Regions from separate parts of the Homo sapiens genome. Here regions 2 and 3 are each linked to region 1. A link is a loop called in an ENCODE intact Hi-C map of the cell type or tissue named here. Cell type or tissue: ascending aorta. All regions are shown on one strand.

The links. A loop is a pair of places that touch in the nucleus more often than their neighbours do. Peaks named below come from ENCODE experiments on the same cell type or tissue, not always from the same donor. Only the 100,000 strongest peaks of a DNase experiment are listed, where the experiment ranks them.
Region 2: a loop joins it to region 1, with 3 times the contacts of the local background. A loop is called at or near these places in 3 of 110 quality-filtered maps.
Region 3: it touches region 1 in a loop (3-fold over the local background); 4 of 110 quality-filtered maps call a loop at or near these places.

The regions. Positions count from the first base shown.
Region 1 is chr11:69,916,870-69,921,869 of GRCh38, forward strand. No RefSeq gene overlaps it. Among named protein-coding and RNA genes, the nearest start is that of FGF3, 100 kb to the left of the region's middle. In ascending aorta, a CTCF peak has its summit at 2,147 (motif pointing right); DNase peaks (open chromatin) are centred at 1,522, 2,122, 2,672, 2,922 and 2 weaker places; H3K4me3 peaks cover 1,207 bases; H3K27ac peaks cover 4,358 bases.
Region 2 is chr11:69,984,127-69,989,126 of GRCh38, forward strand. It overlaps a transcript of ANO1 not described here. Among named protein-coding and RNA genes, the nearest start is that of LINC02753, 79 kb to the right of the region's middle. RefSeq lists an enhancer at 1,957-2,774. In ascending aorta, no CTCF peak of the experiment used is centred here; a DNase peak (open chromatin) is centred at 2,094; H3K4me3 peaks cover 4,398 bases; H3K27ac peaks cover 5,000 bases.
Region 3 is chr11:70,003,489-70,008,488 of GRCh38, forward strand. It overlaps a transcript of ANO1 not described here. Among named protein-coding and RNA genes, the nearest start is that of LINC02753, 59 kb to the right of the region's middle. In ascending aorta, no CTCF peak of the experiment used is centred here; a DNase peak (open chromatin) is centred at 2,013; H3K27ac peaks cover 2,814 bases.

The DNA.
Region 1 (5,000 bases):
AAAAAAGGAATGCCACTAGTCTAGAATCAAGGTGTCTGCAGGGCTACATTTCTCCTGGAGAGTCTAGGAGAACCCAAGCCTTGTCTTTTCCAGCTTCCAGAGGCAGCTTGTGCTCCTTGGCTTGTGGCCCCTTCCTCCATCTTCAAAGTCAGCAGCACTGCCCCTCCTGGGAAGATTTTCCTCTCTCTCCCTCTCCCTCTCTCCCTCTCTTCTATCTCTCCCTCTCTCCCCTCCCTCTCTCTCTCTCTCTCCTTCTCTCCTCTCCCTCTCTCTCCTGAGCCATGCCCTGGCCCTGCCCTGCTCCGCCCTGCCTCTCTCCCTCTCTCTTCACTCTCTCCCTCTCTCTTTTTCTCTCTCCCTCTCTTCTCTCTCTCTCCTCTCCCTCTCTCCTCTCTCTCTCCTCTCCCTCTCTCCCTCCCTCTCCTCTTTCTCCTCTCCCTCTCTCTCTCCCTCTCTTCTCTCTCTCTCCCTCTCCCCTCCCTCTCTCTCTCTCCCTCTCTTCTCTTCTCCCCCGCTTCTCTCTCTCTCCCCCTCTCCCCTCCTCTCTTTCTCTCTCTTCTCTTCTCTCTCCCACTCTCTTCTCCCTCCTCTCTCTCCCTTTCTCCTCTCTATTTCTCTCTCTCTCCCTCTCTCCTCTCCCTCTCTCTCCCTCTCTCCTCTCTCTCTCTCTCCCTCTCTCCTCTCTCTCTCCCTCTCTGGCCCCCTCCCCTTCTCTCTTCTCTTCTCTCTCCCTCTCTCCTCTCTCTCTCCGTTTCCCTCTCTCTCTCCCCCGTCTCTCCCTCTCTTCTCTCTCTCCCTCTCTCCTCTCCCTCTCTCCTCTCACTCTCTCCCTCTCTCTCCTCTCTTCTCTCTCTCCCTCTCTCTCTTCTCTGCCTCTCTTCTCTATCTCCCTCTCTCTGTTTTCTCTTTCTCCCTCTCTCCTCTTTCTCTCTCTCCCTCTCTCTCTCTCCCTCTCTCCTCTCTCTCTCCCTCTCTCCTCTCTCTCTCCCTCTCTCTCTTCCCCCTCTCTTCTCTCTCTCCCTCTCTCCTCTATCCCTCTCTCTCCCTCTCTCCTCTATCCCTCTCTCTCCCTCTCTCCTCTATCCCTCTCTCTCCCTCTCTCCCCCTTCTCTTCTCTCTCTCTCCCTCTCTCCTCTATTCCTCTCTTTCTCCCCCCCCCCCCCGCTTCTTCTTGTCACATCTTTTCTGTGACTCCCTCCTGCCTCCCTCTTACAGGAAGCTGGAGGTTACCCACGACCGTCTGGGATCATCTCCACCTCAGAATCCTTGCTCCGTGACATCGGTAGAATGTCTTTGGCCACGGAAGGGAACATGTTCATAGGTCCTGGGCACTAAGATGTGGGGGATTCCATTACTGGTGGGGGGTTCCATTATTTGGTTGACCACCGACCTGGTACACAGTGGGTGCCCCTGGGATTTGTTGTAGCAGGGAGCACTGGCTGCAGCAGGAGCCTGACCCTCGCGGGAGCGTCTAGCCAGCCTTGGTGCCAGGTAGGCCGTGGCATTTAGCTCTCCGGCCCAGAGCCTCAGCAAGGCCACGGCGCTCGGCCAGAGGAACACAGCCACCCAGCGGAGAGCCAAGACTCAGCCCAGACGTCCCAGACGCCAGGCCCTTTCCTGGGTGCCCTCAGCACGCCCCACCCCCACCCCGTGAGGACGTCTGCCCGGGCTCCGGATGCCCCAGGGCCTTGGACCACCAGGGACTGTGCCTTAGGGGCAGGGTGACCCTGCGGTGCTGGGCGTTTGACACGGCCTTTCCCCCTGGAAGCCTCTGTCGCCCTCGATACAATGTGAAGAGTTGGGCTGTAGGGTCAGGCGGAGAGATTGGGGTTCACATCTGGATTCTGGCATCCACGGGCAGAGCGACCAGGACCAGTCTGAGAAACGGGGTCCTCACTCTAAACGTCCGGACGGCCCCTGCCTTAGAGGGAGTGGGGGATGAAATGTAGCAATGTCCCCTGCACATGGAGAAGCCTCCTCAGGCGAGGCCGGGGGATCAGGCAGCTCGCGCCCGGAAGGCTTCGCATATAATGCACCGTCTATTTCAGCTCGCCGGGGTCTTGCTGCAAAGTTGCGCAACAGAAAATGTGAGAGACGCGGCAGTCACTCCACTAAGCGGGACAGGGCCAGGCCCGCCGCCAGGGGGCAGCATCGCCTCTCCCGGCCGAGCCTTCCTGGGAGTCCCGCGGGGGCTGCTCCCCAAAGGACAGAGCTCCGGGTTCATGGGGAACGGGGTGCCGAGAAAGCCTGCCTGGCCCTCCCAGGCCCCACTTCCTTGTTCTTACAAACCTAAGGAAGAGTGGGCTCCTGGGATTAACTCGGCGTCACGAAACCCTGGCCCTGAGGGACGGACCTCTCAGCCTGGGTCAGGCCAAGGACATCTGAGTGGCCCCACCGCGAACTCCTGTGAGCCCCTGGAGCGAGCAGTGGCCTCGAGTCTGTGCCCACCTCCTTTCACGCCCCTCTTCCCTGGCTGGCCATCTTGGCATCCCTCCTCCCCTGCCACTCTATCTTGGCCTCCTGGGCCGGCTCCCACCCCCCGGTTCCCATGCTTCCTCCCCGCAGAGAGGGACCCAGAGGTGCCACCACCTTGGGGTGACCAAGTCCCAGTGCTATGTTCGGCCCCAGGGCTCCTTCACTTCACTCACAGGCGCCTTTCCCTGCAGCTCACACAGGCACAAAGTAACACACGTGCCCGCACACTCGTGTATACACGCACACAGGCACACACTACTGCTCACATGCACATAAGTGCAATGTGTCCTCACATGAACATGAGTGCAATGGGAACACTCTTACACACCAGTTCACAGACACCCACATGCACACACTCCACCACACATGCATACACACAGACAGGTACACACTCCTCCAGGGCTCTTGGGAATAGTCCTCTGTTTTGTCACCAAGCTCCCAGGAAAGCTGCCCCTCCCTGCTGGCTCCAGGGCCTGTCACCAGCCATCCAGCTCTTGCCTGGAGTGAGTCCTCCCTCCTCAGGGTGAGTCCTTCCTCCTTGGGGTGAGTTCCCCTCCTGGGGTGAGTCCTCCTTCCTGAGGTAAGTCCTCCCTTCTCAGGGTGAGTCCTCTCTCCTCAGGGTGAGTTTCCCTCCTGGGGTTAGTCCTCCTGCCTCTGAGTGAGTTCCCCCTCCTCAGGGTGAGTCCTCCTCAGGGTGAGTTCCCCCTCCTTGGGTGAATGCTCCCTTCTCACGGTGAGTTCCCCTCCTAGAGTGAGTCCTGCCTCCTCTGGGTGAGTCCCCCTCCTGGGATGCGTCCTCCCTCCTGAGGTAAGTCCATCCTTCTCAGGGTGAGTCCTCCTCAGGGTGAGTTCCCCCTCCTAGGGTGACCCCTCCTTCCTCAACCCGGAGTTCCCCTCCTGGGGTGAGTCCTCTCACCTCTGGGTGAGTTCCCCCTCCTCAGGGTGAGTTCCCCTCCTGAGGTGAGTCCTCCCTTCTCTGGGTGAGTTCCCCTCCTGAGGTGAGTCCTGCCTCCTCAGGGTGAGTTCCCCTCCTGGGTGAGTGCCCCCCCCTCTAGATGAGTTCCCCCTCCTCTGGGTGAGTCCCCCTCCTTAGGGTGAGTTCCCCTCCTGAGGTGAGTTTCCCTCCTGGGGTAAGCCCTCCCGCTTCTGGGTGAGTCCTCCCTTTTCAGGCTGAGTCCTCCCTCCTGGGGTGAGTCCTCCCTCAGGTCCACCTCCTCTCCCCAGCCGGCTTCCATGGGGCTTCTTCAGTGGTTCCAGCTGGCGTGTGCCAGTCCCCCAGGAGGTCCAGGTCCTTTCTCGACATTTTCCTCAGCTGCTGGGGCTGCAGGGGATGCACCAGCTGCATGGACGGGGTGGCATTGCCTGATCCCACCTCCCACAAACGTCTGTGCACCTGCCCCTGCCCCAGTGCTGCAGCCTCAGTGTAGATGTGGCCACACAGGGCCTGCAACCACTGAGCTCCGAAGCCCCAACCTGCAGCCATGGGGCGGGGGGACATGAATTCGAAGCCCTGTGGCATCAATAGGGTAATGTGGCGGGTACCAGGTGGGGTCCTCCTGCTGCCCCAGGAGCGGGGCCCACCGCGGCCTGCAGCAGCCACAGGTGCAGGAGGGTGGGGGAGGCTGTCAGAGGCTATCAGTGCCCAAGCTGCCTTCTGCTTGGGGACAGCCCTCAGATGAGTCCCTGGGAGCCCGGTGCTCCTCAGCGAGGGCCTGGGCTGGGGTTTGGGGCTGCTCCCTGGCTCTGCCCATCAGCAGCATGACACAGGCAGGCCGGGCCACTCAGGGCTCCAGACTTCTCAAGGTGCAGTGTGGCAGGACAGCCTCCCTGAGGGTGTTCTGAGGACTCGGAGCTGCCTCTGAAGTTCCTACTCACTGTTCACTCCAATACATGAGGTTAGGGTCAGGTCGGGTAATCAGTGAGACACCAACCCCCTGCCACCCCTAGGAAGGTGGGGAGGGCCAAGTCCTGGCTGCTCATGGCATCCTGGCTTTTCAGGAGCCCTTCGGTCAAAAATAAAATGATCTGCTTGCCCTACAAGAAATAAAGCTGGGGTGACCCAGAGAGGCTGGGCTCAGCCTGGGAAAGGGGGTGTCCCAAGAGAAGGAGGAGGGTAAAGGGCTGTGGCCTCTCCGGAGGGGGCCACCGGGAGTCACCGAGAGGCAGCAGGACCAAGGGGGAGGCTCTGGGCATCCTGCCGAGAGCACCACAGGTTAAAAAACCCTACCCAAGGCCTTTGATCCCCTGCTGGGGAGAGATTGGATGTCCCTTGAACCCCAGGAGGAACCAGACCTCGGGCTGGATTTTATTCTGTGGAGACAAGTGAAGCTTCGTGACATCCACGGCGTGAGTCCTGGGGAGTGGAGCTGTCCAGCCTGTGGCTCTGGGCCTGCGTCACGCCACTTGTGGGTGGGCCTGTGTCACGCAGCTCACGGGACAGAGCCAGGACACCCCGAGGAAGGCTGGGGCAGGACAGCCAGGCCCCCATGCTCTCGCTGGCTTCACAGTCCAACTGGGAGACAAGA
Region 2 (5,000 bases), 67 kb after region 1:
CATTGGCTATCAGACCCTTCCAAGAAAAATGAGTTTTTATCTCGACTTCTGCACAATGGTCAGATGGAAAAGTTCTGTGAAATGAATGTAGCCCCTGCAAGGGTCCAGGAAGGCTCTGATTTCCATCCATCCTCTTTTGCCCTCCTGGGGCACACGTCCCGGGGCTTCTTGGCATGCTCTCCTGAGGGTGAGCCTGCCGCCCACGGAGAATAAAATCCCACTTGAGTGCCTGTGTGGGATTTTGAGTCCGGACTGAAACGAGATCATTTCTGAGTCCGGACTGAAACGAGATCATTGCTAAGGAAAATGGCAGGTCACCTTTCTTTCAGACTCAATGCGAGGAAGGAATCTTGCCTCTCGTCTCCTTTTACAGTACAGCGCTGAGGTGGGGGCGGGGAAGGAGACCCGGCAGGAAACATGTCTTTGTGGGTTTGCCGCTTCAAGAGCAAGCGCTTTCCTCCTGGGGCAGTGTCCTCAGGTACCAATCCCAGCAGGCCTGGTGGGGAGGAGGACAGCTCCTCCTCCATCCAGATGCCTTCCGCGGGGATGTGGTCTGTCCTCCAGGGGTAGCCGGGTCTGTCTCCCTCAGGGCCCAGCCAAAGCTGGGCACTAGGTGAAGTGTTACCTTGGCAAGTGATCCAAGGGTCCCTGGCATGGGCTGGTCCTCAGCACCAAACCAGCTCCTCCCTTGGGGTGCAGAAGTTGTCAGATGACCTTTCAAAAGATGAGGCGGCTGCCCTGTCCCCCACGGCCTCTCCTGTGGTCACGGAGCCACTTAGCATTCTGTTTATGGTAGTTCTGCCTGAGAATTTATGGTATTTATCTGGAGATGTCAGGGGTGTGAGGTTTGTGGGTACACAAGGAGGCGCCGGCACTGCAGTTCCCCACGCCCGCCCTCCGTAGGGCCCACATTGCTGCTGTCTCTGAGGATGCTGAATTGTCCAGACCTTGGTTTCTAAACCCCACAGGGCTGGAGAGGGGCAATCCCGGCTTCCTGCCCTGAGCCCATGAGGCGGGGAAGAGGAAGGGTCGGGGACAGGCTGTGCATCAGAGTCCCTGCCTCGTCCCTGGATGCACCCCCGGGTCCAGTCCTCTTAGCCGCAGTTAACTGGAATCTTCACATAACAGGACATTCCCCCACTTTGAAACCCTTCTCACTTTATCCAGATTTCTACATTCTGCACAGGCTGTGGCTTGCGGGAGGGAACCCGGGGAGGGGAGGGGGGTGGGCAGAGGCGAATTTCTGGATTCAAGTTCAGGACCCCAGTGACCTGTAACCTCCAGCTCTCCTTTCCATCCCTGGGCTTCAGCCTCCTCGTGTGACAAATTGACAGTGATTCGTCGGGGTCCTGCCGCCTGGGGGAGGGGGCCAGGGCGCTCTTCTGATGCGGGAACCAGGGCCACTCACGGAACCGCCCCGCGCCCAGGGCTGCGCCCGTCTCTCGGGGGCTGGCTCAAGGCCCCCTCCTGTAGTCAACACCCCTTCCCTGGGGCCCTGGCTGGGGGTGCACCTCGCAGGGCCGCTCGGGGCCCCACTGCCCGCCCCAACTGATAAGACGGTCTGGGAGCGGTGGAGACGCGCCCCGCGCAGCGGGAGGCCGGGGGCGGGCCGGGACCTGGGGACCAGCCGCTGCTCCTCTGCAGCGTCCCGCGCCGCTCGCTGGGAGTCCGGGGAGCGCGGGGCGGGGCGAGGGCGGTGTCCGCAGGTAACCCCCGGGGGGTGGGGAGGTCTGCCCGGGACCCCCAGACCAAAAAGCCGAGGGGGAGGAGCGGCGCGGCCGTGAGCGAGGGCAGCCAAGTTTGGCTACAGCACGCGCGGCTTCGCTCCTGCCTCTGGGGAGGAGAGAGGGGACAGTCCCCTCCCGAGCTAGGCTCGGACCTTGGCCCCCAGAGCCGCCGCAGACCTCCAGGGGTGACTTCGTCGCTCCCTAGTCTGGACTCGCTAGGTCCCGGGTGCACCGGAGTCGCGCAGCGAACGCGCCATGCAGGAGGGCGACATCGGCCTGGAGGGGCTGCCCCCCAGGGAAGTCCCCACAGTCGGTGAGTATCCAGGGCGGCACGGGGGGTGAGGGACCGCGAGCGCGGCCGCAGTGGATCTGGGACGCCCCAGGGGCAGTGGCTTGCGGAGGACTCAGGGGCGCACGAGGAGCAGGAGGCAGGGACCCCCACCTCTGGTGGCGGGGACAGTCCTCCCCCCTCCGCGCTGCTCCCGGTGAAGGCGAGAGGGGAGGGACTGTGTCGGTCACAGGTCGCTGGGGCACTGACAGACAAACAGACGACAGACAGAGCCCCGGGGCTGGGCTGGGGCTGGGGGCGCCGCCGGGCAGGGGCCCCTGCGCGGCCCCTGGGGAGACATCTGCTAGGCCGGCCCAGGCTGTTCCCAATCCCGGGGGAGCGTCTTGCAGCGGATACGAGGTTTTCGGATGTTTTTACAGGCGCTATTAATACACATAATATTTCCGTGCTATTCTGGAGATTTATTTGTGATATAAAGTCACTACTATGACTCGAAATCATAATGGAAACTGAGAGGAACTTAGAGAGCCGGAGACAAATGAGGCCTGGACGCTAGGCCGGAGGGGGAGTCCCTGACTTCCTCCCCCCTGGCTGCACATAAATCACCACCCAGGATATTTTTGTACCAATAATTTTAAAATAAATGACCCAAGCCCTGTTTCCTGGATGATTCTCCCCTCCCAGTTCAGAGGTTATTAAATAAACCTAAGAGTGGGATAGTGACAAGGGGGCCGCAGTGTGCAGTGGGTTTTATTTAATTACACGCTGAGCTCTGCCCTTCTGAAGCCCTGGTTAGGAGGCAGTGCCCTGCAATCAGGATGCCACCGCCAACCCGGGACTGCTAACTATAGCATGGGAAGCCCTCCTTTTATTCTTCCCCCCTCCCTCCCCCGACTTTTCTTCTTTTCGAATTCCCATGGAGAAACTTATTCTGATGCGTGCCTTTCAAACAGCCGGGTCTGGCTTCTTTCTAGAAGTGACACTGTATACTCATCAAATTAAAGGCCCAGAAGAAAGAGAAAGGGGCCCCTCCAGCCAGAGCAGGCAAAAAACCTGGGCGCTGAAGTGGGCCACCAGGGCCTACTCTTGTGCGGCCAGGCTGTCCTGCCTTCCTGAGCGGCTTCCTCAAGCTCACGTGTAGAAATGATCCGTTCTGTGATCCACTGGAAACACAGCCCCAGCTCACTGTGTATGACCAGCCCACCAAGCTTCAGGCACTGATTCAAATGCTTCACACATTTATCCTCAGTGCTACCCTGTAAAGGGGTGTATAATCCTCCCCATTGTGCAGACAAAGAAACTGAGGCCACACAGCCAGTAACTGATGGCACCAAGATTAGAACGGAGGCCTGTTGTCCCGGGGCTACCTGAGGGGCTGAGGCAGGAGGATCGCTTGAGCCCGCAGTGTGCCTAGATCTTGCCACTGCACTCCAGCCTGGGTAACAGAGCAAGACCATGTCTCAAAAAAAAAAAAAAAAAAAAAAAAAAAAAAAAGACTAGAACCCAGGGTGTCTGAGTCCAGTTGCTGTGAGGCCACTGCCTCTCCCTTTCCCCACCCCAGGCAGAATCACCCAGCAATGCTTCTAGGACATCTTGAGGAAACCGTTCCCTGTGCATGAGGGTGTACTCTGGAGGCCTGTGCTTTGGTCTTTATAGGCTTTACATTTGGGCATGGGTCATGTCTCAGATGTGAGGACCTGGAGTGTTCCTTACTGGAGGATTCAGCTCATCAGATCTGAGCTGTAATCATGGATGGATGACGGCCACAGCCTCCACTCCCGGAGAGCAGGCCTTTCCTGTCCACCCCGCTGCACCTCGGCTGTGTGTGGGGTGGAATCGTGCCCCCTGCTGTGGGTAGCAGCCGTGTCAGGAGTAAGACCCCAGGACGGGTGTCCCAGCCTCGGTTCTTGGGTTTGCTGCCAGATGCACCATTCCACCGCAGTAGGCATGAAGAAATTCCATGGGAAGCCTCACAGCACCACGCCACTTTCGCTCTGTCCATGTCATTTACACCTGGAGGCCGTCAGTGGCTTCGCCCGTAAATAGGAAATTTAAAAAGCCACAGAGTTGGAGAACAGAAAGAGGTCTGGGTTCCCACTTTTTCCTGCCACCGGCACCCAGACCCAGAGAGAGGAAGCACTTATCTTGTGAAGTACAGAGAGCCCCAATTCTAGAGCCAGCCTCCCAGGTCTCAATCCCAGCTTTGCCGCCTGCAGCCCTGTGCCCTCGGCCAACTTACTTAACCACTCTATGCCTTATCTGTAAAGTCCGGAGGGTGGCTGTGAAAAGGACTTGAGTTCATAGCCTTTCCAAAGTGCCTGGCTCTGTTCTGTGCATGAGTGAGGATTATCATCATTGTCATCAATGTCATCACTGCAAGCTTCATCCATATGACCCAGGTGTGAAGTCACACCGAGTGCTCTGTGACTGATCCTATAACCTGCTCATTCTCGCTCCCCTGCAAAACCACAAGCCCACTCTCCCAGGGAGCAATTGATTGGTACAGATGCCCCCTCCCATTCTGCCTACTTAGCAGCTCCTTAGTTATTCTTTAATAAGCTACTTATTTATACGCTTGTGGTCTGAACCTCCCACAAGGGCAGGTGGAGTTAGGGTGAGGTCTGCGGCATCCCTCCACTGGGACATGTCTGCCCAACTCACTCCTGCACAACCCTCAAAACTCAGCTGGTATATCCCCTTCTCTTGGAAATCAACCCACATGCCTCTCTGCACTAATAGTATCCTGGGCACCAAGTGAAGGAGGGAGGGAATGAGGAAGGAAGGAATGAGGAAGGAAGGAAAGAAGGAAGGAAGGAAGGAAATAGACAGGGAAGGAGGGAAGTAGGGAGGGAGGTAGGGAGGGACGGAGGGAGGGAGGGAAGGAAGGTGATGTTAGCTAATGTTGGTTGAGCAGGTGACTGCGTGCCAGTCACCCATGGAAGCCCTGGTACCTGCATCATCATGTACAATCCCCACTCACTGTA
Region 3 (5,000 bases), 87 kb after region 1:
TCTTCAGGCTGCAGGAAGCTTACTCTGTGCTGGGAGGGCATATCACCCTTTATGTCCAGTGCTTAGCACAGAGCTGGGGCTTAATAAATTGTTGGTGGATGGATGGGTGGATGGATGGATGGATGGATGGATGGATGGATGGATGGATGGATGGATGGATAAATGGGTAGATGAATGGAATGGGTGGATGGATAGGTAATTGTATTGATGGAGAGGATGGAGTAAATAAAACAGATGTTTACCACTTGATCAAATCACTCCAATCCTAGAAACATATCCTACAGAATTGATTGAGCAGGTGGATAAAGACTGTTTCACATAGAACAGTGAAAAAGAAATGACCCTAAGTAGGGACTGGATGGCTACCTGTGGACACCCCACAGGGAATAGTGTGAGGCTGCTATATCCTGGCCCTCAGCTCCTGCCATGTTCTCCCAGCCTCCACGTGCCAACCATACAGCCTCTCCCCACTTCTGGAAGAATCCAGGCACACTGTCCCGTCCAGACCACCCACGAGCTCCTCCTTCAGCCTGAGGCACTTTTCCTCCTGCTCCGACCCTTTGGACCTCCCTCATAACCTCTTCCCAGTCCCCAGGAGCCCACCAGGGGCTCCTTCAGCGGCCCCCAAAGCCCCAGGTCCTCACACAGTGGTCTCACCACCCTGCACCCCACCTGACTTTGTCTTCACAAGGGCAGCGCTGTGTTCCCATCTTGTTGGCTGGATGTTTTTCAAGCATCTGGTCTGTGCTAGACGTGAGCTTTAGAGTAGTGAGATGTAGTCCAGAACACAGTTACATGAGAGAGAGTGTGTGCAAAAAGAACAGGTTACAAAAAGATACAGCTATTAGAAATTACAATGGCTAATATTTGCTGTGTGTGACCACACGCCGGATGCTTATATGTGCACTTTTACAGGGACCATCTCATGACTAGTCATTGTGCCCTTCGAGGGAGGTACTGCTCCTTCCCCAATTTAAGGTGAGGCAACCTCTCACATGGTTGTGATGTGGTGGAGCCAGTGCTCAAATCCACACAGTGGGAACACAGGGTTCCAGGCCACTGTCAGATGGGGGCTATGAGAATAAAGCGTGTCGCGACGTTACGCAGCATCTCCTGGCTCTCAGAGCTTGCAGCCACAGGCTTCTCCATCACACTGCCCTCAAAAAATATCGTGGAGCAATGGAGATATCTTTTGTGTGGCTGCCCTGCTTTCTTCTAGACTTGGCAAATAAGCTTTCAGTGCTACTGGGAGAGATTTAACACAGTGGGCACAAGTGAGGTTGATTTACACTAGCGCACCTTTGAACAGTCCTTGACTTGGGGAATTAGAATTGGTGACAGAGGCCGGGCGCTGTGGCTCACACCTGTAATCCCAACACTTTGGGAGTCCCAGGTGGGTGGATCACCTGAGGTCAGGAGTTCGAGACCAGCCTGGCCAACATTGCAAAACCCCGTCTCTACTAAAACTACAAAAATTAGCCAGGTGTGGTTGCAGGTGCTTGAAATCCCAGCTACTCAGGAGGCTGAGGCAGGAGAATTGCTAGAACCTGGGAGGCGCAGGCTGCAGTGAGCCGAGATCGTGCCACTGCACTCCAGCCTGGGTGACAGAGCGAGATTCCAACTCAAAAAAAAAAAAAAAATTGGTGACAGAAACATTCTTATCATGGGTGCATTACAAATGTCACCACTGGCTACTGAACATCTCTTTAGTCTTTAGAACTTTATTATGTGTTTATGTTCTCATTTACTCCACCCAAATCCCCTCACAGATTGATATCATTTTCATTATTTTACAAGTGAAGAAGCTGGGGTTCAGAGAGGTGAAGTAACATGGCAGAAGTCACACAGCCCAAACTGATATATCAGAGCATAAGGCTTTTCTCTGCCAGCTTCAGAACCAGGGAGGAGATGGCATGTTGCTTAAAATGTCAATGGAAATAAAACGTTCTTGTTGGCACACTGTCCTGAATTATTCTAGGACACATCTGTGAGAAATTCCTAGGGTTTGCAATCTCCGCTCCTCTGTGGAGTCAGCCAAACATGGCCTCATTGTTGATCTTCAGAGGCATATTTTTAGTGTGAGGTGGGTTGTGTTTATTTATTCGATGAATAGCAAAATGAGGTTTCTATAAATAAAGCCATGTCTTTCTCCCCCTCATTTTATTTCCTGTGCACGATTCACAAGTGAGTTGACCAATCCAATGAGTTTACCAGCTCCAAAGAATTCAAAATGGAAAAATTCCTGGGACTGACCGAGAAGGGACAGTCCAGCCTTTAAAGTGTCTCTCCATCTCGACCACCAAAGCTGTGGCTTTTGACTCCTTGTTAAGAGCAGACGTCTGTCCTGTCTGGGGATGGATTCTGATCATTTTTAGTAGTAATTACGTGAAGACTCTTCCTCTTTTAACTGACAGCAATAGAACAGTTGTGGACCAAGTGATAAATCCATTTCCACTTTTCAGTCTGTAAAACACTTTGCACCAGTCTGGGGAAATAAACACCAACACATACAAGCTTTGCAAACTCTGGGGTGGCAGGTGTAACCAGCTAGGCAACCAATGACCACGTTTGTGGGAAGAGACATCTTCAGCTCTTACCTACGTGGAGACACGCTCCGGTCCCTAAACACACCTACCCAGCTGTCTTATGTGCCATCTCAGGAGTGAGGATGCCCATCTCCACCTGCAAGCCAATTTCCCCACTGGGCATGTTGTCCAGTGAGCAGGAACTAGTCCAGGACTTTCACATCCAATTTGATGCTAAAACTTTCTTCCACCCAAGCGTGTGTTCCCATTGTCAACCTGGTTTTCCCCCTCCCATCATGACATTTTATCCCTCATGGCTTCTTCCTGCCTACAGCTCTTCCTTATCTGAACTTGACCCCAGCCCTGTAAGCAAATTTGCAAGTCCAGGGACTGCCTGGGGTGGGCGCGCCCAGGCTGACATGATGCTTGCCCACCCACCTCCCCTACCTCTGCTCTCTGCCCTGAACCCCACACACAGACCCTGGCCTACAAATGCTGATCTCTCAAACAGCCTGTATTTCACTCTTTCTTTCTTCCTTTCTTTCTTTCTTTTCTTTCTTTCTTTCTTACTTACTTTCTTTCTTTCCTTCTTTCTTTCTCTTTCTTTCTTTCTTCTTTCTTTTCTTTCTTCTTTCTTTCTTTCTTCTTTCTTTTTTTTTTTTTTTTTTTTTTTTGAGATGGAGTCTCACTCTGTGACCCAGACTGGAGTGCAGTGTTGCGATCTTGGCTCACTGCAACCTTCACCTCTCTGGTTCAAGTAATTCTCCTGCCTCGACCTCCCAAGTAGCTGGGATCACAAGTGCCTACCACCAAGTCTGGCTAATTTTTCTATTTTTAGTAGGGAAGGGGTTTCGCCACGTTGGCCAGGCTGGTCTCGAACTCCTGACTTCAGGTGATCCGCCCGCCTCGGCCTCCCAAAGTGCTGGGATGACGGGGGTGAGCCATCACACCCGGCCCATTTTAATCATTTTAAATGTACAGTACAATAGTATTAACTGTATGCACATTGCTGTGCATTAACTGTATGCACATGATGCTGTGCATACTGAAACTCTGTACCCATTGAACAGCAACTTCCCCCTCCCTGAGCCCCTGGCAACCATCATTTTACTTTCTGTTTCTGAGAGTTTGGTTGTTTTAGATACCCCATATGAGTGGAATCCAACAGTAACTGTCTTTCTGTATCTGACTTACTTCACTTCGCATAATATCCTCAAAGTTCATTCAACTGGTAGCATATTGCAGAACCTCCTTTCTTTCTTTTTTTTTTTTTTTTTTCTTGAGACAGAGTCTCGCTTAGTCACCCAGGCTGGAGTGCAGTGGCGCGATCTCAGCTCACGGCAAGCTCCGCCTCCCGGGTTCACGCCATTCTCCTGCCTCAGCCTCCCGAGTAGCTGGGACTACAAGTGCCTGCCACCACAACTGGCTAATTTTTAGTATTTTTATTAGAGACGGGGTTTCACCATGTTAGCCAGGATGGTCTCGATCTCCTGACCTCGTGATCCGCCGGCCCATCTTGGCCTCCCAAAGTGCTGGGATTACAGGCGTGAGCCACCGCGCCCGGCCACCTCCTTTCTTTTTAAGGCTTAACAATATCTCATTGTATGGTAGACCACATTTTACTTCTCTATTGATCAGCTGATGACTAGTTAGGTTGTTTCCACCCCTTGCCTGGCTATTTCCAATAACGCTGCAACGAACCTAGGTGTGCAGATGCCTCTTTGGGATCCTGCTTTAAATTCCTTTGGGGAGACACCCAGCAATGGGATTACTGGATCAATTTTTCATTTTTTTAGGAACTTCCATGCTGTTTCCACTGCAGTGACATTACTTTACATTCCCACCTCTAGTACACAAATGTTTCAGTTTGTCCACATCCTCATCCAAACGTGTTATTTTATGCTTCGGGTTATTATTACTTTTTTTAATAGCGGCCATCCCAGTGGGTGTGAGGTGGTATCTCCTTGTGGTTTGGCTTTGCATTTCCCTGATGACTAGTGATGTGGAGCATCTTACCATGTGCTTCTTGACCATTTGTGTTTTCTTTAGAGAAATGTCTATTAATTCTCTTGCTCATTTTAAAATCAGAGTATTTGATTTTGTTGTTGTTGAGTTACAGGAGCTCTTTATATATATTAGATATTAATCCCTTATCAAATATATGCCTTACAAATATTTCTTCTACTCAGTAAATTGCCGTTTCACTCTGTTTATTTCCTTTGCTGTGCAGAAGTTTTTGAGCTCGATACAGTCTCATTTTGCTTTGGTTGCCTGTGCCTGTGGTCTCATATCCAAGAAACAATGCCAAGTCATGTCATAAGTTTCTGCCCTGTGTTTTCTTCTAGCAGTTCTGTATTTGCAGGTCTTATGTTTAGGTCTTTAATCCATTTTGAGTTCACTTTTGTATATGGCGTAAGGTAAGGATCCAGCTTCATTCTTTTGCATGTGAATATCCAGTTTCCCAGCGACCTTTGG